Regions from separate parts of the Mus musculus genome. Here region 1 is linked to region 2. A link is a loop called in an ENCODE intact Hi-C map of the cell type or tissue named here. Cell type or tissue: heart. All regions are shown on one strand. Links, peaks and the distances in the headings refer to the core of each region. The heading gives the core; the rest is flanking DNA. Region 1 overlaps Stim2 (stromal interaction molecule 2). Region 2 overlaps Gm40305 (a long non-coding RNA gene).

Region 1 (8,000 bases), core at 1-8,000, 150 kb after region 2:
ACTGCTGCTGCCACACTCCAGACCCTGCCTAGTGTGGACTTCTGCAAGGCTGCTAGCCCGATGCCACACCAGCCAGGCGCTGGTCAGTAGTAACTTTGGGACTTGGCTACTTCTGAGCAATAGAAAGATTATTGAGATGTGGAGAGAACTTGGAGGGAACCTTAAAGGGCAGTGTTCAGCATCTTTGGGTGAGTGAGTCCTTCAGTGCGGATTTACTTTTACTGAGGCTCTTTATTCACAGAGCGCCCTTCTTATGTAACTCACTCTTTAGCCCTTGACAAAGGCCCTCTGTAAATAAGCCTGTTTAGTAACTTAATATTATCCATTGTGCCACTACTCAGAATTGAGGGGATTTTTCCTAAAAGTTGTTTTGCCACAATAGCATTAAACCATGGCTGTATATACCTAACAAAACTTAAGTCAGAAAACATTCCATATTAAGTAAATGTAGCTAATGATAATTATGAACCAGTAGATTTTAAAATACTAAATGTACTAGGAAAAAATTGATTCAGTTGAAGATCAGGCAGAAGTTTTTAGAGTAAAATTAACTTGGGAGTAAAATTAACTAGTGGTAAAATAATCAATTTTACTGTTCCTGCTCCTTAACTTACTGGCTCTTAAAGGTGTTCTTTAATTGAGCCTTTTTTTCTGGGGTAAGGGAGTGTTTGACTCCCTCAAAAATGAATGTATTTTATTATATCATGTTCTACAATAGTCTTAGTCTTGATAATGCTTGTATTCTAGCATTTTATTTTATCCAGCACCCAATATTAATTTCTATGTGCCTGGTAAATATTTGCTATATGTAGAAATACCAAGTTGACTATATTAAATTTTTTAAGCAGACTTAATTCATTTTGTTTTTCTTGTATAAAGCCCCTATGTGGTAACCAGAGCTGGCTCCTGGGGCGTCTGAACATAGATTCTGCTGGGGGCTTCCCAAGACGGTCAGTGCATTTCGAATGAAGAGACTTGGTGAACATGGTATCTTTCCAGAGGTTGGGACTCAAGTAGCTGTAGTCTTAGAGATGACATCAAAGGTGGCCTTAGCAAAGTTGCCCAGGGTGGCATTGTGGCCCCCAGCTGATGTGTGGTAGTCAGCAATACCAGCTATCAGCAGCAACTTCTTGGGCACGGGAGCAGAGACAATGGCAGCGACTGTGGTGGCAGGGAGAAGACACACCAACACACAACCACAGTGGCCGTCACCTCGCGTGGAACAGTGAGGAATTGCCACTTTTGTTCCCCCAGTCTCTGCGCACAGGGACGGTGGAAAGCTTGGCCAAGATGATGGACCCTTGAATGGCAGTGACTACCTTCTTGGGGCACTTAACACTCAGACCAGCATGACCATTGTAATCCCCATGTCTTAGGGTTTTTATTGCTCTGAAGAGACACCATGACCACAGCAGCCTTTAAAAAGGGAACATTATATTTGGGGCTGGCTTACAGGTGAAGGTTTGGTTCACTATCATTCTGTCGGGAAGCATGGCTGCACACAGGCAAACACTGTGCTGATGAAGTAGCTGAGAGTTCTTCATCCCAGTCCAACAACAGGGCAACAGAAGAGTGACAGTGGACCCTGAGCTGAGCATCTGAAACTTCAAAGCCCACCCCCAGATACACTTCCTCCAATAAGGCCACAACTCCTAATAGTGCCATTCCCTATGGCCCATGGGGGCCATTTTCACTCAAACCGCCACACCTCAGTAGTGACAAAAGTCTTTAACCTGGTCTGCTGGTCTGCCCCAACCTAATCCTTTGGGGACATTACCTGGAAAAAGTCAGCGATCTCACGTTTCTTAGTGGGCTGGAAGATCAAATGATCTCCCCCAGGGACTTGGTCTGTATGTCCTTGACCAGCTTGGTGATGGAGATGCACTCACTCACAGCCTCCTCCTAGGCCCGGGCCCTCCCACCCACCACACCAGCTCCACCTGCTGTTTCTGTTTTCTTGAAGAAGCTATATTTTAAAAAATAACTTTAAGTTTTAAAAGAAAAGTGGCAGAAAATAAAACCAAAGATTCTAAAGATATTACTTAGATATATATATATATATTTGTTTAATATGTTTTAGAAAATAGCATGTTCATCACTTTACAAAACACAGCCACACTTTAGAAGAAATTTACTTTATCTAGAAATGCCACTCAATTACTCAGCGCTGACCTCTTCCTGTCCTCCTAGTTTAACAGAATCGGTTGTCATGTATTCACGTACTGGCAACTCCTCATTATTTAAGTACTTCACAGTGGTTGACATATTGAAATTATTTGGGTAAAGGAAACAGCACCCATCTTTAAAGAGACTGATTTGGTATGAAATTGTCTTTAAAGAAAAAAAGATAGTCATCATGTCAGTGTCTATGGAGGCCAGAAGAGGGCTGCAAATCCCCAGAAGCTGGCGTGAATGGCAGCTGTTAGCCACCTGATATGGGTGCTGGGAACTGAACCCTGCTCAGCTGCAAGAGGAGCAAGTTGCTGAATGTGAAGCCATCTTGCCATAGCCTCAATTCAGTATTAAAAGAAGAAATCTGGATACAGAGGGGAAATGCATAAACAATTTAGCCACTCTCTTCATAGGATCATAAATTTGTTCTGTGACACACACAGAGATGTTTAAGAAAACTTGATTAAACATTTCTTTCTCTTGTAGTCATTGAGTGTATTGCTGTTTTGAGTTTTTTTTTTTTAAAGAAAACATTTCTAAACTTCTCTTGCATGGTATTTTAGTTCCTATATTTGTGATGATAAAATAAAACCAGTTGTTTATGTTCATATGACATATTTAAATGAATAATTTCTATACTTTTTCTGAATTCTTTATGCCTTTATTGCTCTTCACCATTTTTTATGGACATAACCACTGGTAATATACTTAATTTTACATAATTTTAAAATCTCAGTTTAGACGGCCCGGCTTAGTTTTAAATTTTGAATATCCAGACATTTGCTAACATCATGTTGAGTTCTAAAAATTCTGCAAAGTTCTTACATGATACAAGGCAAGGAATACACGAGGGTAGGTATTAGCACAACTACTAATACCTGACCTTCCCAAGTTCAGGGCATGGCTTTAGCTGTCCAAATATAGCATGATGCAGGGGTTTAGACCATGTCAGAGACATGTCTTGCTGATTGACGTGCAACTATGAACTCACATTCTGGCCCTGTTCTAAAGATAAACCTTTCTCTGGCAGCTGGTTGTCATGGTGTCAGTCACAAGTGACGAGTGTACATAGTCCATGGAACCAACTGAGAAGAGATGAGCAGGCCTGCAGCTTCTTCACCTCTATACAAGGAGTTGCTTTCTCTCATGTTTAGTAAAGTTTAAAAAATGGTTAAAGATTCATTAGCAGAGCCCTGCCTTTTTACAGCTTAGGTTATTTGAAGTTTCCTGTGAGAAGTTACATCTGCCAGTGTAATGAGAACTCCTGAGGCTTTGTAACTTGAAAGTCTTTCATTTGAAATTGAATTTAATTCTAATAAATTCTGTATTGGTACATTGTTTTAGAATATATTTGTAAACATGCTACTGTTTCAAACATTGGCCATCATGTCTTTAGACTTTTATAAAAATGTCAGAACAGCGAGCACTGAACATTTTATAATGGACAATGTTAAATAACATTGTGATTTTTCCTCCCTTGTGTCTATACCAACCTGTTGGTATTTTATAGGGTTGTTTTCATGCTATAATTGAAGATAGTGTAGTTAGTTTTACAGAACTGACCCACTGTCCTAGCTAATCACGGCAGAAGTGCACTTGTCTACAGTAACTCTTCTGCCAGTTGTTTCTTGACACTGAGAACATAAGCCTGTAACTGTTTATGCAACAACAGCTAATAGCTAGGCAGAGTTATATATCCACTCTGGTCAAGCTCTGCTGCAGCCAACAGTGAACTTGGCTGTAGTTTGAGATTTTCTCAGAATGAAAAAAGGTACGGGAAGGAGGAAGATCACGACAGTCAATAGTTTGAGCTTTGACACCCACAGCAATTTTGGTTCCATATGCACTACCTACTTGGAGTATGAATTGGGGAATTACTAAACTGTCTGATCCATAGCTTCCTGATGTATAAGGCAAAAGTCACAATAATATCATTTTTGATATAATATATATGTATATAGTTTTAATATATCATACTAATATCCATAGTATTGATGAATTTCATGAGAATTCAACATGGGAAGTATGTTACCATAGAAATCTTTTAGCATAGTTAATTGGAAATTGTCACTGTATCTTTACATACACAAATGCTTTATGATTAGAAGTTATTTTTCTATTACTGTTTGGATGAATTTATGAACATCTTTAAGATTTGGAGGGCTAATATTAACTAAAATTTTATCTTAAATTTTAAATGAGACTTTAGAAACTTTTTTATTTTCAGGCCTGTAATTTAATGTAAGTTCTAAGGCTAGTGACTGCATTGGCTTTGTAAAATTTATAGGATTTATAAGATTGATTTTTATGGATGCCAGGAACAAGTGATTTGTATAGTATATTCTCTTACAGTTTGAATTTCACACTGATTTGTAAGTATCAGGTATACTTAAGTCGGGGAATGGAACAAAAGCACAATATGCTCTTCACTCCTGACAGCTGACATGTGTAAATTAGTGCTTTCATTATGTTCTAGGCCTCTGGGATCTTTTCTACAACCAAGGATTCTCCAGTGCGCCTTTGAAATGAGATACCCTGAGAGTAGTATTGCTTATTTTTTATTACAACTCCAGGACCACAAGTAGACAATTCAGAACAGAACTGATTCTTTTCAAAGGAAGAATTGTTACATCTTCATCGAATACTTAAAATGATAATTTTACAGTGGAATATAATAGTATCTCGTGTAGTATGGACGCCCACGATATAGTAAGGCACGACATTCTAGCAGGTAGTTAGCAAAATAAGACAGCTTAGATGTCGTGCTATTTTGTCGAACCAGTAGGTAGGTAAGAATTCAGGGGCAGAGATCCCTGCCAGCTAGGGCGTTTGATCCAGCTGTAGCCCAGCTGTGTGCTGCTGTGTCCTGAGCGTGGCCCATGGCATTCTTAGAAGGCTGTTTCTCGGGGCTGAGGTGGCCTCTCTGTTGAAGGCTGTGTCCACCCCTTCCTATCTCTTAACTCTCATTCTCGCACCCCATGCTTTCCAAAAGCTTTCACTTCTTAGACCTAGTTTTCCTCTTTTTCAAGTTCTGTTCCAAAATAGTTACATTGTGGTAGGGCTGGCGAGTAGAGTGTAGGCGGGGCTGATGCAACACAGCGTCTTTCTTTGTTCAACCGAGGAACTACATTTACTGTTGCAGAAATTGCCTTGTTAGCAAAAAACCCCAAAAGCTTTGAATCTCCAGCTGCTGTCTTTCTACTGTATCCTGTACCCTCCGCTACCTCTCCTGGAGCTCTGGTTCTGTTCACCATCCCTTTCCTACCACCCAGTACTGCAGAGGCAGAGGTAGGTGCATTTCTGCAGTATGAGGCCAAGCCTGAGCTTCATAGCAAGCTCCAGGACAGAGACACTGCTTCAACAAAACGAAGCACGGAAGCCCTGAACTATTCGCTCTTTGAAATATTATCCTCAGGTTGTTAGAGGGCCTCTCCCAACTTACAGGCATATCTTCTATCACGAAAAGTTAGCATAACTCTCCTGCGCTTTTATGTTACTACTTCCAACGTTAGTGTAGCCCCTGTGTATCCCGGACATCTCTAGAACTGCAAGTCCACTTAGGCAGCTGCTTACAGTAGACTACTTGTTGGTAACATTTTATACTTGTATGCTATTAGCACTAAATTTCTAAGAGAAAATATCTCAAGTGTTAGTGTGGTGTTTTGAATCAAAAGCTACCTATAGTACAATGGGTTTGGACCAGAGTTCATATTCTAGTTATCAGTTGATAGACATGTGTAATCAAATGTATGATCTCTTGGCCAGGTGTCTCTTTATAGAATCTAGAGATAGCAGCTACATTTCTCAGTAGCTAAAGGGTACATGTCGAAATGGATGTGTAAGTGTGTATTTAGAAAAAAAAACCTCCTTAATTAGCTGGATGACAATAATAAGTCCTGGGCAGATGAGATGCCTCAACAGGGGAAGGGGATTGCTGCCAACTCTGAGTTTGACTTTTGAAACCTGCAGGTAGAAGGAGATAACTGACTCTTGAAAATTGTCCTTTTACCTCCACACTTACAACATACATGTGCACATTTATTTGCACATATCTATACACATAAATACGTACACACACACAAAATAAATGCAAACCACTTTAATAAAAATTAAGTTCCTCTTCTCTTAGTGTTCATCATCAGAGGGCAGGTTGTGAGGACAGTCACATCACATGTATATTGGTTTGTCTCACGGTTGATCCATGTATAGATGATGACGAATACAAAGGAGACCAATGCAATATTGAACTGGGCATTGGGAGAATGTTTAGAGGAAGGAGTTCTTAGTTTGAGTCAGAGAGAGTAAGGACAAGGCAGGCAAATGGAAAAGAGAGGGAAAGCCAGTCTCAGCTGAAGAGTGTTAGGGTCCACAAGGACACAGGGCATCTTTAAGAAGCTGCAGATCGTGCAGTGTCTGCCATTCTAAAAACAGCTTGCTCTGAAACCTACTGTGGCCATTTACTAATTTGTTTATACCTAATTAAGAGTTCTACCTTGAGAAAATTGTAGGCTCAGCATGGGAATAAATGTACTGCTTTCAGAGCTGCTACAGTGTCCACATGAAATAACATTCATAAATCTGGTATGTAGTACATAGTTAATGTTAGCAACAGTTTTTATTGGTGTCCTAGCCATTTTTAGAATTCGATCTTCCCTGTCAGCATTCTGTAATGAAATGTTCCGGGCTGGTTGTTCAGTTTACAGTGCTTTAGACAACAGCCCTTTTTTGTTATAACGGAATCAGAAAGACAGAATTTTAAAGTAGCTCAGTTTATTACTCTGTTTATTCAAAAACTTAGCCTGAGTTAAAGAGCTACGGTGGCTCTGTGACTCAGGTACACCTCTTGGCAACGGTCTCTTTCCATTCCCAAGTGTGCTGAAAATCACCGAAATGTCAGCCTATAGCAATTGGCACAGTTTTGAGCAAAAATACTTGGTAAGCAATTCCAAAGTCAGTGACAGGTAGGCAGAGGGATGGGGCGGCTTCAGGTCGCTCTTTGTCACTGGGGATCTCCTATGCAAACAAGCCTAGGTTGAACAGTACTCACTCTTTAAGTCTCATCTACTTCAGTAGTTAAGTGGCACCCAGCAAACTGTGCATGAGTGCTCAGTAAGGAACTTATACATCCTTTAGTGGAAAAGCAGATGTTAAAAGAATTCCTTCTCTTCTAGATGATTGAAATTAATTAAATTCTGTGGGGAAAAAAGTTCTTATGAAGAACTGAATTTAGCTAAGAAAGGAAGATTCAACAAAAATACAGAAGATGATAGGATTCAAACCGGTTTCATATCAGGTCTTTGAGGACGGATAAAAAGGAGCCACCGTAGGGGTTGAAAGACCAGCAGAGTATTTGGAGCAGAGGGAGCTAATACAAAACTTCTCATGTCCTGGTAATGAGAAGAAAAGCTGTTTGCAAGGAACCCAGACATCAAGTGGAAAGCCAATTCTTTCCCTCAAGTAACTCTGTCTTATGATAGGATGGTATTGTTTTAAAGATGCATTCAAAAGAGAATTGGTTTTACAAACAAAGCTATTTTAGACCAGCACAGCTGTCCACTCAGGTCGAGTAGTATTAGGACTGGACAGTTTCGTGCGCTTTTTTGCATTTCTTCCTTTGAATCTGGTCTCCTTGGAAACTTGATGTGTTGGGTTGCTTAGACTGGTTTTTTTGCTATTGAAAAATCCAAAGGCAGAGAGAATCTTATCCTGTTTTCCTGGCTGAGAGTTTTGTGTGGGTGTGTGCACTGCAGCTGTGCTGTGGGTTTCTTGGCATTCAGACAGGGCAGTTCTCCATGTAATGCATCGCAGAAGGAAGAAGCCTTCGTGTA
Region 2 (16,335 bases), core at 4,544-12,543:
TTTCCTTATCGAATATATTTCTATACGCTTATCCATCACCAAAAATGCAAAATCCATGTCAGAGTTAAAATTAGAAAAACAATTAGCTTTATAACCTTTTTCATGACGCCACTCAAGTGTCCACTACCTGCACCAAGCCTGTTCTCATCACCTAACAATTATTCCTCCTTGTTCTCCTTCCTACATTTTATACTGTACCCACGGGTATACTTGTTTACATGTATTATATACATAGAGAATATACATTGTTTTCATATGTATTATAGACTAAGATCTGCATGTGAGGGAGACCATGCAGGTTTCTTCTTCTTCTTTTTCCGATTATGTGACCTTTCTTATATGTTCTAAGTCCATTCATTTGAGCATCTTCTAAGAGCTTATCCCACAAGTAAAAAACAAACAAACAAACAAACACAATCAGTTGTAGGTGAGCTACAGACAAACATGCAAACACTTACACAACACTATACTAGGACACACATGCAAAGCCCAAGGTGATTGAGAGGGTTCTGATTTGGAAGCTAGAGAAGGGCAGATGTGCAGAGTAGGATCAATAAACATAAAGAAAGCTCTCTGGAAAATTCAGTTCTGTGCTTTGAAGATTTGTTTCTTCTACTTTGTTTCTGCTTATGGTAAAATCTAACTTGACCCAGGGAAATGGCCTGGGAGAGTCGATTTACACCTTCCACTTTGTAAAAGTCCAGTTGTACCTGTGAAGAGCAGGCAGGCCCTCACTAGACACTGACTCTGCTGGCGGCTTGACTTTGAACTTCTCAGCCTCCAACACATTTTAGTTATTTATAAGCTACCAGTAGGGGCTCTTTGGTTACAGCCTCTGGAACAGGCTAAGACACTAAGTTAACAGATAAGAAGAGAAGCCCAGAGATCACAGAGAGAGTATGCCTCAAGCACAAGAAACTTTTACAGAGCAAATAATCCATTCATAAAGACCAGGAGAAAAACCAAGCCAAGGATCTAAAACCCAAACCCGTGGTGTCAACACATATAGGAAGAGACTCGGTTCATGTACACTCAGGAAGGGACCACTTAATGATACATCGGCTCACTCCGATTTACTCTAGTGGGAAATATCCAAGAGACCGATGATTCCTGTTGCTGAAGGGAAAAATGGAAAAAGAAAAAAAGGGGGGGCTTTTGAACATTTCCTTTTAGAAAGCAAGTTGGCTACATCTGTTATGATTAAAACGCATAAAGGTTTGACCCAGATGGCTCATTCCCTCAAAGCAAAGATATGTGTACTGTTTTGTAATAGTGGCAAAAACTAGAAACAGTGCTAACCTGGAGAAGGTTGACACCACTGCACCTTGTTACATTCAGCCACTAAAAGGAATAATTTGGAAGTGGGGCAACTAAATTAAGAGCCTTGTAAGTACTCTGTCTCTGTCTCAATTATGAAATGATCTTTCTAGATGAGTATTGATGTTGATAATCCTATGAATATGGAGGAAATCAGAGGTGGGACATTTTTTGTCAGCTAGAGCTGATAAATCACCCTAAACAGGGTGGCTTATTTCCCACAGAACTAAAGGCTGGTAGTCCATGATCAAGGTTCTGCCTGGGTGGCAGAAGTCAGCCTTATGCTATGTCCTCAAGTGGCAGACAGCAGCAGACCTTGTGTCTCCTCCTCACCATACAAGGGCTCTCATCCTACTCACCAGGGCTCCAGCTTCAGGAGCCAATCACCTAGCAGAGGAAGCAGTTTTAAATACCAGCTCCCAGGGCATGTTGGATTTTGCAATCCCTTCTGAACACTCCCGTTGAGTCCCCAGTTTGTGGGCTGGGGGTGGATTTTTAACATTTAGATTATAGTAGACTAGTAATAAGTTCTCACCTGTTCCTTTCGTGCCAAGGCTGTGTGGAGGGGGCTTCTACAGGGGAGAAGAAATAAATCAATGCTTGTAACAGTGAATTCCAGTACAACTGACAAGCAGCTCTTATACACAGCAAAGATTCCTCTCTGTCTTCACAACGCAGAAAGACAGGCTTCTGAGCCTGGGCCCCACAGTATAAGGCAATTACTGAACCATAAATATCATGCAAGCCTCCTGGCTTTCCCATGGCTTGAATCTCAACCATTCCCAGATAAATATAACTAAGTCACGGGCGTAAAATTGATGTGCGCAAATGGATGGATGACAAAGTCCTGGCTCTGTGAACTGGGAACTTGGAACTGACCCTGTGACTAAAGGGTTCTTAAGTGTCACTCTGCTGGTGGAACGGCGGTGGCTCTCTTGCTGCCCATGAGAAGGGAACAACACGTGAGAGACTGGAGCTGTGCACCCGCCCTTTGCTCTCACCCCAGTTGTCTCCTGCCCATTTGTGGCAAACGGTGCACTTGGAGGATTAGTTCAGAGTAGGATGGGTGAACAGATGCGACAGATTAGAGAGGAAGTCTGTTCCTGGGTGGCTCTGGCAATTTGGCAGGCTCTGGCAGAAGAGGGAGAAGAGAGAATGGCTGGGGTGAGGAGAATAAGGCAAAGATGCCCTGTGTTGAATTGCAATCATTTCTGAACACTCCTGTTGCTGTGCTAAGATCTACCTACATTGTAAGCAAAGGGAACAGGGGATGGGGAAACAAGACGGTAAGGACAGATTTTTTTTTTCCAACTAAATGGGAAGGCTGACTTAGTGTTTTCAATTCCTCAGTCTCTGAACCTGTCTCTGAGGGTCTAAGGATCTAACTCAATGGTGTGAAGAAGCAGAATAGTAATAATTTCTTTCCTAAACAAGCAGCTAGCGGCAAGTTTGTTATTATTAAAGGTCCGTTGCCTGTGATATCCTATACTGCTATCTGGAAGTCAATCAGGAAAGTGGGACACCCTCTAAAGCAAGGAGACCTCAGCCAAGGGACTCAGACAGCAAGTAGCAGGCATCTCGTTTCTGTGCAGGTGCCCTAACTGTGACAAACCCAGAAAAACCATGCAGAGCAAGGCTGCAGAGCCCAGGTGGGTGGCCCAGCAGCAGTGGAAAAGGAACCAGGCTGAGGGCCTCCTCTTCTTCCTCCACCAGACATCAGTGATCTGTCAGCTCCACGGTGCCCACACTCATCCCGGGCACCTTGCACAGAGCTCTCAAACGTGTGGGAAGCTGCAGACACAGCCCAGAAGGCAAGGATTATTTTTGTTTAGAAAGGTTGAAGGGTGGTGGTGGGGGAATGTAAAGTTGATTTAACTACTTAAGCAAGTTGGAGTTGGACTGGCACAAACAGAGGTCAGAGGCAGATGGTGGCTTTCCTGAAGCTTGCCCTCCACAGTAAGGAGACAAATGCAAGGTTGGAAGGAGGCAAGAGAGCTTCATGGCCCGGGGGCTCGGTAGCATCCAATTATGGCTTCAGGCTGTAGGCCATGGTTGTTTCTTGCCAAGGTCAGTACTGGTTACCAGATTCTAGCAATTCACTGGGCTTGTCTGAGTCTTTTGTGTTTCTACCTATAAATACTGACGTGCCTACTTCACAGAATTTTTAAGAGGCTTAAAAAAAAAACAAGGCAAAGTGCTGGCGTAGGAATGGCATTAGAAATGTGAGCTATTACTACTTTATCGGAGTCCATCCTATTAGAACAATAAGTTAGTGGACACTCTTGTGTGAAATAATCACACAAAGCTCAGGACTAGACAAAGCTCAGGACTGTGTATTTGGGAACATGCTGCCTAGGGCTTTCAACCGAGCAGCTAGGTCTGGATCCTGTATTCCCATGTAACACCAACTAGAAGAACACTCTTCCAAGGCTACTTTGGCTCCTGAAACCACTGGATGCCCAGCAGGGATGCTTCTCCTTTCCTTTTGCCACAGTTCTACCCAGGCCATGTTCCATGTATCCCAGGGACGGATACGCACCCATCTGCCCCTCAGACACAAAGTGGTTGTCATTTCTTTTTCTTCGATTTCTTTACATCCATTGACAGGTGCCACCAGCAACACCCTAAGCCCCACCTCTGACCAAAGCCACTGCTATTCGCTCTTTACCTCGTCCTCCATCTGCAGCCAGAGACCTTGGAAGGAACGCATCAAACCCCAGGTCCCATGATTACAAGGTTGAGATGTTTAGAAGTAACAGATTCCCGTTGCTCAGTGTGGGCCAAAGGGCCCTCCGTCCCTGACCTTATCTGGCTCCCAGCAGCCTTCCCTGAGCTCAGAGATTTCACCGTTTGAAAGCATGTGCAGCTTTTGGCTGACTCAGCATTGGCATAGGCCTTGCTTCTGCCTGGAACCCTGTCTTCACCCTGCATGCTCCCAGCCTCGGCACAGTTGCTGTCCTCTCCCCGGATGCCAGCTCCTCAGAGAGGCAGGCACAACTTCTGCTGCCAAAGATGGAACTCTGGGACCACCCCCTCCCCAATGGTTTCTTGTGCTCGCCTCCCCAGAACCCAGTTGTGGGGATAATGACAGGAGTGTCCTGGGTTGCTAAGAGGATTATATGTACATTGCTTTAAATAGTGCCAGGCATTTGGTAAGGACCATATCGATGTATGATGTTAGCACATATTTATCTTGTGGAATCACAGCCGTTTATTCATGGGTACATCTCCTCTGGAAACTGAGACGGTGGGGGTCTTACTCATCTTTGTGTAAGGCAGCCTCGCATAAAGAAGTCACCTGTACTGAATTCAGTAGCACTGCTCCCACCAGACGCATGTCCTCATAGACTCGACGTGTGTCCTTGGGAGGAGCTTCTGCAGATACAACTAAGATGAGGCCATGTGGAATCAAATCAGGTCTTCTAGAAGACCATATGAGACACAGTACAGACACAGTCACAAAGAAAAGAGACCTGGGATGAAAGAGGCGGAGACTGAATTGTGCAGCTTTGAGCCAAGGAGTCACAGAGATGGTCTCTGTAAAGCCAGAAGCTAGGGAGAGCTGTGGGAGAGCTGTCCTGGGAGCAGCCTGCAGAGAGAGAGACCAACTCTCGGAACCATTTGAATTTATATTTCACTTGTTTAGAACTTTTGAAAGAATGAGTTTCTGAGTTAGTGAGGGAGAATAAATAAGGAAGTGATCAGATACCTTTCCAAGCATTCTGAACCCCCAGGACAGTGTGAACATCTTTATTTTTGGGGTTGTTCAAGACAGGGCTCTCTCAGGAGGGAATTGGGACTCAGAGGTCTCCCCACCATCACCTTAGAACTTAGAAAGCAACCACCTTGCCACAGACCAACTCGAGCTCAACATGACCCAAGAGCCATCACCTGCCACCAAGACGGTGTCCTCTGCCCAGGAGAAAGGACATTCTTTCATAACCAAACTCATATCATGCCATCTATTGTCTGGAAGATTCCAAGTGCCTGACTCTCTGCTGCTGGGCTCACAATGTGCCCCATCTCCTGCCCCACCCTCTCCTGGGAAACTTACTTCCCCTCTCAAACTTTGGAGAGAAGCTGGGAGTGAGGGAGAGACAGAGAGACAGAAAGAGAGCTCTTCTTCCCAAGGGGGTCATTTGGCAAAGGCAAAAATAGCTTAGAGAAACCACAGAGGAAATTATGCTTTTGTCAAGACTCTGCACCCTCAACATGCCACTTGTCTGGCCAGTTCATTTGGTCCTATCCACATGTAGTGCCATTCATTCAAGGCACAAAAAGCACCCAGCTGCTGCAGCACCCCTCCCTGCCCCATCTCCTTCTCGCCTCTGTTCTCTTCCCATACTGCTTGACCTCCCCTGGTGAACCCTGTATTTGGTGTGGCAAGCTATGGGTTGAGGGCATTTTTCAACAAAACTATCAGGTGGACAGGGGTGATGCAGACCAAAACAAATGGTCACATTTGGTTTTTACCGAACTTCTACTCCATTCCTGGCACCATTGATTTCATTCCGTGCTTATTATACCCTGAGAGTGACCATTCACTCCAATTTGGTGATGGGGAAACTGAGTTATAGGGGCTTGATCAACTTCCCCAAGGTTGTGCAGTGAACAAGGGCTCACAAGCCAGCTGCTGATGCCAGGTGCCATCACCCAAGAGCCCGCTGGTGACAGTAGGGCAGATGTCATAGCACTGCAAGAAGCATCCTCACACTGTGAAGGCTCTGAAATGATCCCTCTAAGGATGCTTATCACTTCTGTTGTGTTTCTTGACATACATAGTGTGACTTTCTGGGCAGTGCTCTATCAGAAACCTATATTGAAACAAAAGATGGTGACATGAGTCACTGTGACATATATGCCATTCCTGGGTCCACCCTATCAAGCTGTGTAAGCTTTCACAAGATAACCCTGATCTGTCTGGCTGTGAAATGCTAGCATATGTGCAGTTGGGACTCAACAATTTGATTTGCGTCAGCCTCCTTCTCCCCGTAGAGACTGGTGTGAACTTCTGGCTAATGAGGTAAGATGTTCTCACCTTAGGTCCCATTTAGAGTCTCACATTAACTCTGGTCATTGTCAAATTAAGAAATTTAAGGCTAAGCATGATCTGTGGAAATCAAGCATTTGATTTCTGGCTGCAAATAATTTATAATTCATAAATTGATAATAATTTATAATCTGAACTATTATAAAGATATTAGGGTGACCTGAATGACTCACTCATTGCCCAGTAGCAATCCCTTTCTGTCTGTTGGGAACACATGATGTTCTGAAGTGAACACTTGACTTTGATTGCGAAGGCAGATAAGGTTCAGGCCCTGGCTCAGTAGAGAATGGCTATCAACACCTTCTCTGCCCGTATGATCCAGCTATGTTGAGGCCAGTGAAGACTGAGTGATTAAAAACCCACAGACAGAAGGTGCTGTTGAGTAACTTGGTGCATTCATGAAGTTGTGTTTTCTGGCACATGTCTGGAGATGGGGAGGTTACAAAGACACACTCTAGTGTGAAAGAAGGGCATTGCCAACTGTCTTCCCCGTCTCTCCCTCCTCAGTGCCCCAGGAGATGCTTCTCTTGGACCAAGCATGTCCTGGGGCTTCCTTGTCCTCTGGCTCTTAGTACCCAAGGCTGAGGAACTGGACAAGAAAAGGCACAGAGTGTTTTTTTGCCTTCAGCTTCCTGCCACCCAAGCTGTAACTTGGCAGCGCTGCAGTTTTCTATCTAAGTGACACCCTTATTGAGCAACCTCTTTCTCTTGACTCCAGTGCAGTGCTCACCTTTGTGCACCAAGTAGGTTAACTGGGAGGTGATGCTGGGAAGGATGGTGCAGGGGAGTGGGGAGGTGGGTTAGGAGAAAGGAGGGTAACATCACAAGGCATACAGATGGGCATGAATTTGCGTAGAGGAGCAGCCGGGCTCAGAGCTCTGGAAAACAGGACCAGCCGCAGAGTTGCCCCACCTGAGTAGGGAGAAGGTGGGGCACCGCCTCTTCCGATGGGGCAGCATAGCAGCAGCAGCTGACTGGCCTCCCACTGGTGTTAACGTAAGGGGCACCCCCTGTTCCTTGTGGCTCTGCCAGCCTACCCACACCTCCGTGAATCTTCCCTTCATCACATTCTCTTCCGTCATCCCCTGAAGTGTAACCACGTCTTTCCTTCCCTGACTCATTACAATAGTGAAGATCCTAAACCCTCCATGAGCTCCTGTCTGCAGAACCAGATATGTAGCAGACGCTCAGGTCCTGCCCACATCCCTATCACCAGCCAAGGCTTCTTCAAGCATCTATGATGGTCTGAGGGGGTTTTCTCCTGAGTGTGTCACACAGGGCAGGCCCAAAAGAACAGCTTTCAATGGAAAGTGGAGGGGACCTGGTGAGTGATTCCTGGGCCATTTTGATTCTGGCGAGGATGAGTCCAAAGCACTTCTACAGTTCTCCAGAGGTCTGACTTGAGCTCCTCACAGCAACAAGCTACTTGCTGGTATATCTTGAGTTGCCAGCCCTCCTGATCCTGAATCACTTCCTGACCTACCGCTACCCCCCACTCCACTAGCCATGTCTGTAGTGACACAACAAATACCTAACACATACTAATGAAGAAATGAAAGCATGTTTAGCCCTGAGTTTTTGAGGCTCAAATCGATGCTTGGGCAACCCAATTATTTTGAGCCTCTACTGAAGTTTCCAGACATAGATAGCAGGAGATCATGACAGCATGTCAGTGAGCCAGAAAAAGAAGAAAAGAATGAGGTTTCACAGCCCACACCTTCAACGACTTAAGGACCTCCCACGAGGCACTGCTTCTTAAAGGCCCACAGCACCTCCCAGGGATGTTATATACCTTTGCATAAGGAAGGTGCACACCCAAACCATAGCAGGCACGGCTCTGACAGCTTGTCCCAGGATCACTTCCTAATGAAACCACCTGCCTAGGACACTCTGTCTCAGACTGTGCTGTGTGAGAACTCAAACCAAGAAGCCTCCGGCCTGAATGACAGCCCCTTCCAAACAGGCCCCACAGGAATCTTAAACTGACTGAATTCCTTTGCAAGGGCCATTAAAACCCTTGATGCTCAAGGCCTCTGTTCACAGTCCGTTCCCCCTCCCCTTCCCCAGAACCCTCTGATTTGCCTTCTTTCTATCCACCAGCCACACTCAATTATAGGCAGTTCTTGGAACACTGTCTGCTCGTCAAGTTTCTGGCCCTCTGCCATGCTGTTCTCTCTGCTGGGAATAGCCTTCACCCACCCGCCATACATTCATCTGCCTCTCACTCGTCTTAAAGGTTTCTGTCTTCCCTGACCACCTTTCAACAATCAGACACCAAAACTGAGAGGTGTGAATCCTGTTTTGATGGTGCCCGTTTTTCTTCCACTGGATTGTAAACTCCTGAATACAGAAACTTCCTTATTTATCCACAAATTCCCAACACAGCATTGTACACACAGGGCAGTTTTTGTTTTTGTTTTGAATAAGTGCTTGATTGATAGATAAAACAATCTAGTAAATAAAAAAAACCATTTAATTCTGTAGAAGGAATAAAAGGGTCCTGCTTAAGGAATAAAATACAGTGGATATTCTGAGGAAATTGTAAACTACTTCGTGGGTTGATGGCGTGGGAAGATGACAGCAGTTACTTCCTAAGGAAGAGACAAGCAATGATTTTTTTTTTTGAAGGTCACGAAGGAGGTGAAAGCTAAGTAGAAAGACTGGAGGAGGTGTAGAGGAACAGGGAAAGGAAGTCTCCAGTGACAAGGACCCTGAGGACATTTCTAGGCCAACCTGAGAATGAAGTGAGCCAGGCCAGCAAGAGAGAAGATGCTGTACTGAGCTTCTGGACCAGTGGGGCACACAAGTGGGGTGTGTCGTTGACCACATAGAGTTCCAAGGCCATGACTTCATTCATTGTTTAGACTGCTGCCCCTCCCCCAGCCCTGCCATCTTTCCTTCCTTCCTCAGCTTCCTCTGCTACTGGGCGAGGCTTCCTGTTAAGTCCTTCTGAGAACTGGAGTTTTCAGAGCTTTACAGAGTGAGGACGCTTGCCAGTGGAACTGCTACCAAAGGTCCTCGTTGACTTCCAAGAAGCCATAGCTGGCTAAGTCACAGAGGTACTAGTTCCACACCTCAGAGGGTGAAGACCCAGAGGTGCCCTCTTCACTTTCGGGGTGTGCTTTCCAGAGCATTCACAGCTACTCAGGAAAAGGGCAGCTCCACCTTTCTGTTCCCAAAGCCAAACCCTCACCACCAGGACGCTGGCTCTAAAAGAACCCTTGGTGACTCATTTCCAGGACAGAGGCCTGTTATAAAGTGAAGTATCCCATTCTTCTATCTTTTGACTCATACATTTTGAAAACTTTAGAAGGTAAATTCTCATTTTTATAGAATTCAGGAATGGATAAAATTCTGTCTATGTAAAAAACGGTTAGTAAAATAAGCGTTTAGAATGGCCAGCATTCAGGAAGATGGCCACAAAAGACTACACAGTCCTAGAAGGTTCAAACACTGCTCAAACATCCCTCACCCCCAATCCCAGCATCCTAAAAGCTCTAAAGCCAATTTACGGGACAACTTTAGCATCAAAATTCACGTGGCAGCAAACACTGACCTGAAATAATGGGACTTTATTTAGAGTCAATATTTATCTCCAAGTAATTATTTTTACATATCTGTTGTAACCAAAATACCAGTGTGTTTTATTACAGGGTTTTACCTCTATACCCTGATGAGAAGATAACAGAAACTTTAAGTACACTGTTAGACATTGTATCATTCTAGAATTAAAAAAAATACTCTGAATTCCAGAACAGGTAAGACACACAACAGATTAATGGGCTGAGTCTATATATAGTATTTTCAAATTAATTATAGCAGTAGACATTTTTTAGGATGTTGCAGTTTTATGAAAGTTGGAGGATGGTTAGCCATGCATGACCACATCTGATTGTCCAGGGTCCTCTCTAGCTCCTTCTGCATCTGTACTCTATCACTTTGCTCTCAATAGGAGTTGATGAATCTGCGCTCAAGCCCTTGAAGTGCACTGGGCTGGGTTCAAGAGACATGCCTTTAAAGACTGGCTGCCTTTGGAGAGTCACTTCGTGTTCTAGTCCATAGTTGTCCTATCTGGAAGAAGAGGCCAGTCTTGCCTTTTTCAGAGCATGCTGCAATGACGAAGCCGATGGGTATATGTGAAAATGCCCTAGAAACTATAAAGGAATGCGAAAGCTCTAAAGGAAAGCCCACTCTGCAGTTATCCCAGATAGCCTACTCTGACTCTAAAGGGGAATAAGCATTGTTTAAAGCCAAGTGTACTGACACTCTGTGCTGAAACCCAAGTGGTCAACAAGATGACTGGGATGCCCAGCTGGGCTTCAGGAGGGCTTCACTGCTTTGTGCTTGCCCATTTGGAGATGCTGTGGTCCTTGGATGCCTGTGTTAGTTTCCCTCGCCCTCTTGGGTGTGTCTGAGACAGCAGCTTTGCTGCTTTGGCTTTCGAATCCCTCACAGCGTGTTAGCATCTGGCCTTGCTTCCCTTCCACACTCTGGGCTGTGTTTAGACTGCACTGTCTGCTTTCAAGTCACGGGCTTCCCAACGCCCAGACATTTCACAGTCCCCTCTACTTGAATCACGTAAGTCTGGCCCTCGGGTCCAAGCAGTGCATGGGTGTGTCTCACACAAGAGAACAATCAACAAGATTAAGTTACTTTTGAGTTCCTAATTGATTTTCCAGAACTCCCTCTTCCTATCACAAAATACAGCTTTCTGAGCAGTGTGGTCTAATGCTGCAAGGTGTGGAGGTGGATGAGATTTAGGAAAGCAGATACATTCTGGAAATAAAAGGGCTTTCACATGTAAATGAATAATTGACATGCTTCGCCTCCCAATAACATTTATTGTTTGCAGTCACCAAACCCAATGCCAAGACAGATTTTTGTGTTTTAGGCTACAAAATTTGGAGAGTTGCTCAAATTCTTTTCATCCCTGGAGTTTTGTTTATATTGAATGTGATGTATTGAAAGAATTTTTTTTACCATGTTTTGGCATTATTTTGAAATACAAATTAGATAAGGCTAATTGTAATAATTGTTTTTAGTTATTATGACTCGGTATAGTTTCCTTGATTCTTGTTAATGTGTAGTTATACCTTTTATTTAAAAAAAAATCTATCTCTTTCCTTGCTTACTTGATGTGGTTTTATTTGTTTGTTTCTTCTTCAAGACAAACTCTTTCTATATATCTCTGGTTGGCCTGGTATTTACTATGTAGTCCAGGTTACATTTAAATTCAGGACAGTCCTTCTGCCTCATCTTTCCAAGGAGTTTATGGTCCTTAAGGAAGAGAAGACATGACTCTCCTCTGTAGTATATATAGAAACCTGTTATTACTTGGACTTGATATTATCCCTTTTTCCAAGGACTCTCCATGTGAATTAAACAGAGCTGATCAGGATCCATGGTACTTTTATCCAGGTTAAGCCCACTTTTTTTTTTTTCAAAAGTTAAGTAGATAATTACATTAGATGTTGTGGGGTCATGTACTTTAGTTAAAACTTGCTAACTAACTCCACAGTACAAAAGTAGCCAGTCACGGGCACCAGGGAAGTCAGCACCTGGGCATGACTGTGTTCTAGTAAAACCTCGTCTACAAAGGCAGGTGTTGTGCTAGAGTTATCCAGAAGCTAGTAGCTTGTTTGTTTTAATAAAGCACTCATTGCATTGTGCTATAATTAGCTTCAAGTTGCTGGTCTTCTCCATAAACCCTTGTGTTTCTTCTAGTAAAGACTCCTCGGTCAATTATTTTCAAAAAAAGAATATTCAATCACTGACTAACTCATCAGAAAAAAAAAATAACTGTTTTAAGCAAAAGTCAGTAGTTGATAGTGATACAGGTGAGGGAAACTAATGAGAAACGGGGTATTTATTAATCTCCAAATACTAATAACTTCCCACTACACACCTATTGACTGCAAAGAAGAAACCAATTTTGCAAAGCCACTATAGGACTGAATCCCCCCAAACAAGTGATCAAAGCTATTTATTTACTTGACAATGATAAAAACTGACCCTAGTACATATGGGACTGCGATTTCTTTGCTAAAGCTAAGTACTCTGGATCCAATCAGAAAAACCACCAAGCAACCACAGGCTGAGAACACTGAAGATAATGTTAGACCCATTCTCTCTGCAAGTACCCATGATATGAAAAATAAGCATTGGGGGACTGGGCCAGAATGGAAAAGAACAGGCTAGAAAACACAGATTCATGCATCTAAGATTCTATGCTTATAAAGGACATTAGTGAAAAACTTGCCAAAATCTAGAATAGACCTATTGACTGAAAAACATGTATCAAAGTTAATGTCCAGACTTTGACCATTAGTCATATTTTGTTGTTGTTTTCAGCACAGTGATACACCACCAAAGTGACTAATCCTTTTAGCTTGCCTGGGATAGTGACACTTCCTGATACAGGACTTTGGAGGACTTGCCACGTAAATGGCAATGGGCTTCTCAAAAGGTTCAGAAGCAAGATGTGTGATATGTATCTGCAAGGGGGTAAAACAAAGTTAGTAAATGTTAACACTTGATACATAGTAAAATAGCCATACTATTTCAGTAGCTTTTCCATATCTGAAATTATACTAAAAATAAAAGCAGGAAGGAAAAGAGTTCAATACTCTGTCAAGAAACGTCCTCCGAAGCCAATAAAAATATGCTCTTTGCATCACGGCCCTCAGCAGCCATAAAAAGAGCCACATTGTGTCTCATTCTTGCAAAGCCAAGCATCGCTCAAATACCACAGATCCTCCACCCCACAAGCCACACCCCTGCATCATCCGAGCTCAAATGAGAGGGGCTTCTATCAGAAGACCATATTTTGAGACCTCAAAGTAAGAGATTAGTCAGAATATGATTGACAGTCAACTATTAGTTAACCACTGATTGTATGTTGGTCACTTTTTCTTCGGAGAAAAACACTCAAGTTTCACTACCGCCACCATGTAGAGAGTGTTAATAGTCTTCTTGAAGGGAAGAAGGGGGTGGAAACACGTCATTAGGAAGTTACATCAGTTGGCCAAGGATACACGGCTGCAGAGCAAACAGGGTGAGATCTCAAACCAGCTGGAAATAATGGAAGACAGCACAAATGGCCACCACTGGGGACAGCGAAACCTGCTGTTTGTCCTTCCCTGGAGTTGCATAGCAAGGAACCGTTTAAGAGGCAGAGGCACCCAGAGCTCCCAGGAACTAAAACCACCAACCAAAGAGTTGATCCATGGCTCCAGCCGCATACGTATCAGAGAATGGCCTTGTCGGACATCAATGGGAGGAGAGGCCCTTGGTTCTGGGAAGGCTCGATGCCCCAGTGTAGGGGAATGCCAGGGCTGGGAGACAGGAGTGGGTGGGTGGGTGAGCACCTCATAGAAGCAGGGGGAGGGAGAATGAGATAGGGGGTCTCTGGAGGGGAAACTGGGAAAGGGGATAACATTTGAAATGTGAATAAATAAAATACCCAGTAAAGAAAAAAAAAAGAGGGAGAGGCAGGATTATCTCAATGATACATTGTTGAGTCAAAACAGCTAAGCTCAGCTGGCTGTGGTCTTTGAATTCCTCTCTGCCTGAGTCATGTGTAATTTCCATAAATGTGTGTGTACAAGTAAATGCATACACACAGCTTTGCATTACCAGAGAGGTCAAGGACAAAGTCTCTTAAACTTTACAGTTCATAAGAACCACTTGGAAAATATTAATGGTTAATAATAATGATGATGATGATGATAAAACAAAAAAAATGTGTATTTACGATCAGGGGCCCCTGAGCACTTAGAACCTTAAAATACTCACAAATCATGCTATATCAGCTGATTTCACCTTAGAGAAGAGGAAGGTCACCTTGACAGCATTTTAAGTTTCTAAAAAATCATCTCTATTGTATAGAAAAGCAAGCTAGAAGGTGAGTAAGTTACCTCAAGGCTAAGTCCTGCAGGAAAGCATCCCCCTCCCGGATGTTGGACACAGATGTGGTAGGTGAGGCTCCAGGCTCTAGGTCACTTGCACACAGCCCATCTAGGAGAGTAAGTAGCTATGGTGTCTGGGCAGATGTCAATGGTAGGCAGACAAACTAGACAGGCAGAGCCAGGGTGTGGCCTCCTCACACACCCACTGGCAACAAGGCCCTAGAGACCTGCAATAACTAGCTGGCCTCTTGTGTCTGCAGTAACCAGCTGGCCTCTTGTGTCGGCAGTAACTAGTTTCCTCCTTGTGTTTGTGAGCAACTTGCTTTCTTCACTGAATGCACACATATTCTTCCAACCCAGCAGGCCTGGAGGCTCCAGGTACCAGGCATGACCTAGGTGGGAGACAGAAAGTCTCCTCATCTAGACCCGGATGCTGCAGTCATAAGATCCTTCAGGGTTAGCCTGGAAATGAGGTCCTGTCGCACCTTTGCCTCTGGTGGTGTCTAGTCTCACAGAGTGCTTGGCTCCTTACAGGGACTCCTAGCTACACTGGTTTACCCAGTCTGCTTCCCAGACACCTCTAATTTTATCAGACACACCTCTCGGCCTCAATCACTCAGCTCCAACTCTCCTGCCCTGCCCTCTTGCTGCTCCTCAGACTTCCAAACGCGTCATGACTCAGAGGCTCTCTGTCTTCCCTTCCCTCTACCTGGAATGCTTTCCGCCCGTCTCACATACCTGCATGACTTTTTTCTGTAGTCAAATTTAATTTCTTGCACAAGGAGGATGCTATGGTCCTCTGTCCACCTCTGCTCCCACACCCGCAAGTGGAAACAGCAACTCTCATTCCTTTTGTTTTCCCCGCATTGCTTTCATCTCCGTTCTAACCCCACCTCTCTAACTTAACTTTCTAACCCAACCTAGCTAGGCCAGTGCAGAGCTCATCTGGCTATGGTGTTTGCTCCATTGAACTGTAAGCACCATCAGTTCTGGGATCTACTTGTTTTTAGAGTTGTGCTTTCAGTGTCCAGAGGATCTCCTGGTATTTAACAGAGGACAGGGAAGTCTGTTTCCTGCACGTGAGCTGGGACCATTCTCCTTAGGTTTCTATGCATCCAGCCTCTGCGTTGAATTTGTGTAGACAGGCGCTGAGTCCCAGTGTGGTCCATGGAGAAAGGGCTTTTGCCAGGAAATGGAGGCGTCCTAGACGTCCATCAATAGATGAATGAATAAAGAAAATGTGGTTCATGTACACAATGAAATTTTATTCAGCTATAAAGATAAAAGGAAAGTGTGACATTTGTCAGAAAATAGAGGGAACTAGCAAAATAAGATAGTTTGAGAAAGACAGGTACTTCATGATTTATCTTGCATAGGAAAATTATGTGCATGTGTGCTTAGGTGTGTGAGTGTGTGTATGTACATGTACGTAGGGTGTTTTAGGTGGGGGATATGTGAGAGTTTACGTGTGAGTATGTATCAATGTACTGGCTGGTTTTGTGTATCAACTTGACACAAGCTGGAGTTAGGAGCCTCCCTTGAGGAAATGCCTCCATAAGATCCAGCTGTGAGGCATTTTCTCAATTAGTGATCAAGGGTGGGAGGGCCCATTGTGGGTGGTGCCATCCCTGAGCTGGAAGTCCTGGGTTCTATTTTAAAGCAGGCTGAGCAAGCTAGAAGAAGCAATCCAGTAAGCAGTACCCCTCCATGACCTCTGCATCAGTTCCTGCCTCCAGGTTCCTGCCCTGTGTGAGTTCCTGTCCTGACTTCCTTTGGTGATGAACAGCAATGTGGAAGTGTAAGCTAAATAAACCCTTTCCTCCCCAACTTGCTTCTTGGTCATAATGTTTTGTGCAAGAATAGAAACCCTAAGACAATAACTAAAACAGGGATCATGAGGGGTACAGAAGAGATCTTAAAGGACAGTGGGATACATGTGACGTGGTAGCACAAGGAGATTGACTATGTGGGGGAAAGAACAGAACCAACTAGAAAGATATCAGGAGTATGTATGCGGCTTGGGTGCAGGAAACAAAGTAGCATGACAGATAATGACCTAAT

What was found. Peaks named below come from ENCODE experiments on the same cell type or tissue, not always from the same donor. Only the 100,000 strongest peaks of a DNase experiment are listed, where the experiment ranks them.
Region 1: it touches region 2 in a loop (2.0-fold over the local background); 2 of 42 quality-filtered maps call a loop at or near these places.

The regions. Positions count from the first base shown.
Region 1 is chr5:54,093,119-54,101,118 of GRCm38, forward strand. All of the region lies in intron 3 of Stim2 (stromal interaction molecule 2), which reads left to right. Among named protein-coding and RNA genes, the nearest start is that of Stim2, 99 kb to the left of the region's middle. In heart, for the core only: no CTCF peak of the experiment used is centred there; a DNase peak (open chromatin) is centred at 7,923; H3K27ac peaks cover 903 bases.
Region 2 is chr5:53,939,496-53,955,830 of GRCm38, forward strand. It overlaps Gm40305 (a long non-coding RNA gene), which reads left to right. Exons shown (of 3, transcript XR_868426.1): 3 at 10,320-11,498. Among named protein-coding and RNA genes, the nearest start is that of Gm40305, 20 kb to the left of the region's middle. In heart, for the core only: no CTCF peak of the experiment used is centred there; DNase peaks (open chromatin) are centred at 8,506, 9,246 and 10,906; H3K27ac peaks cover 676 bases; H3K27me3 peaks cover 928 bases.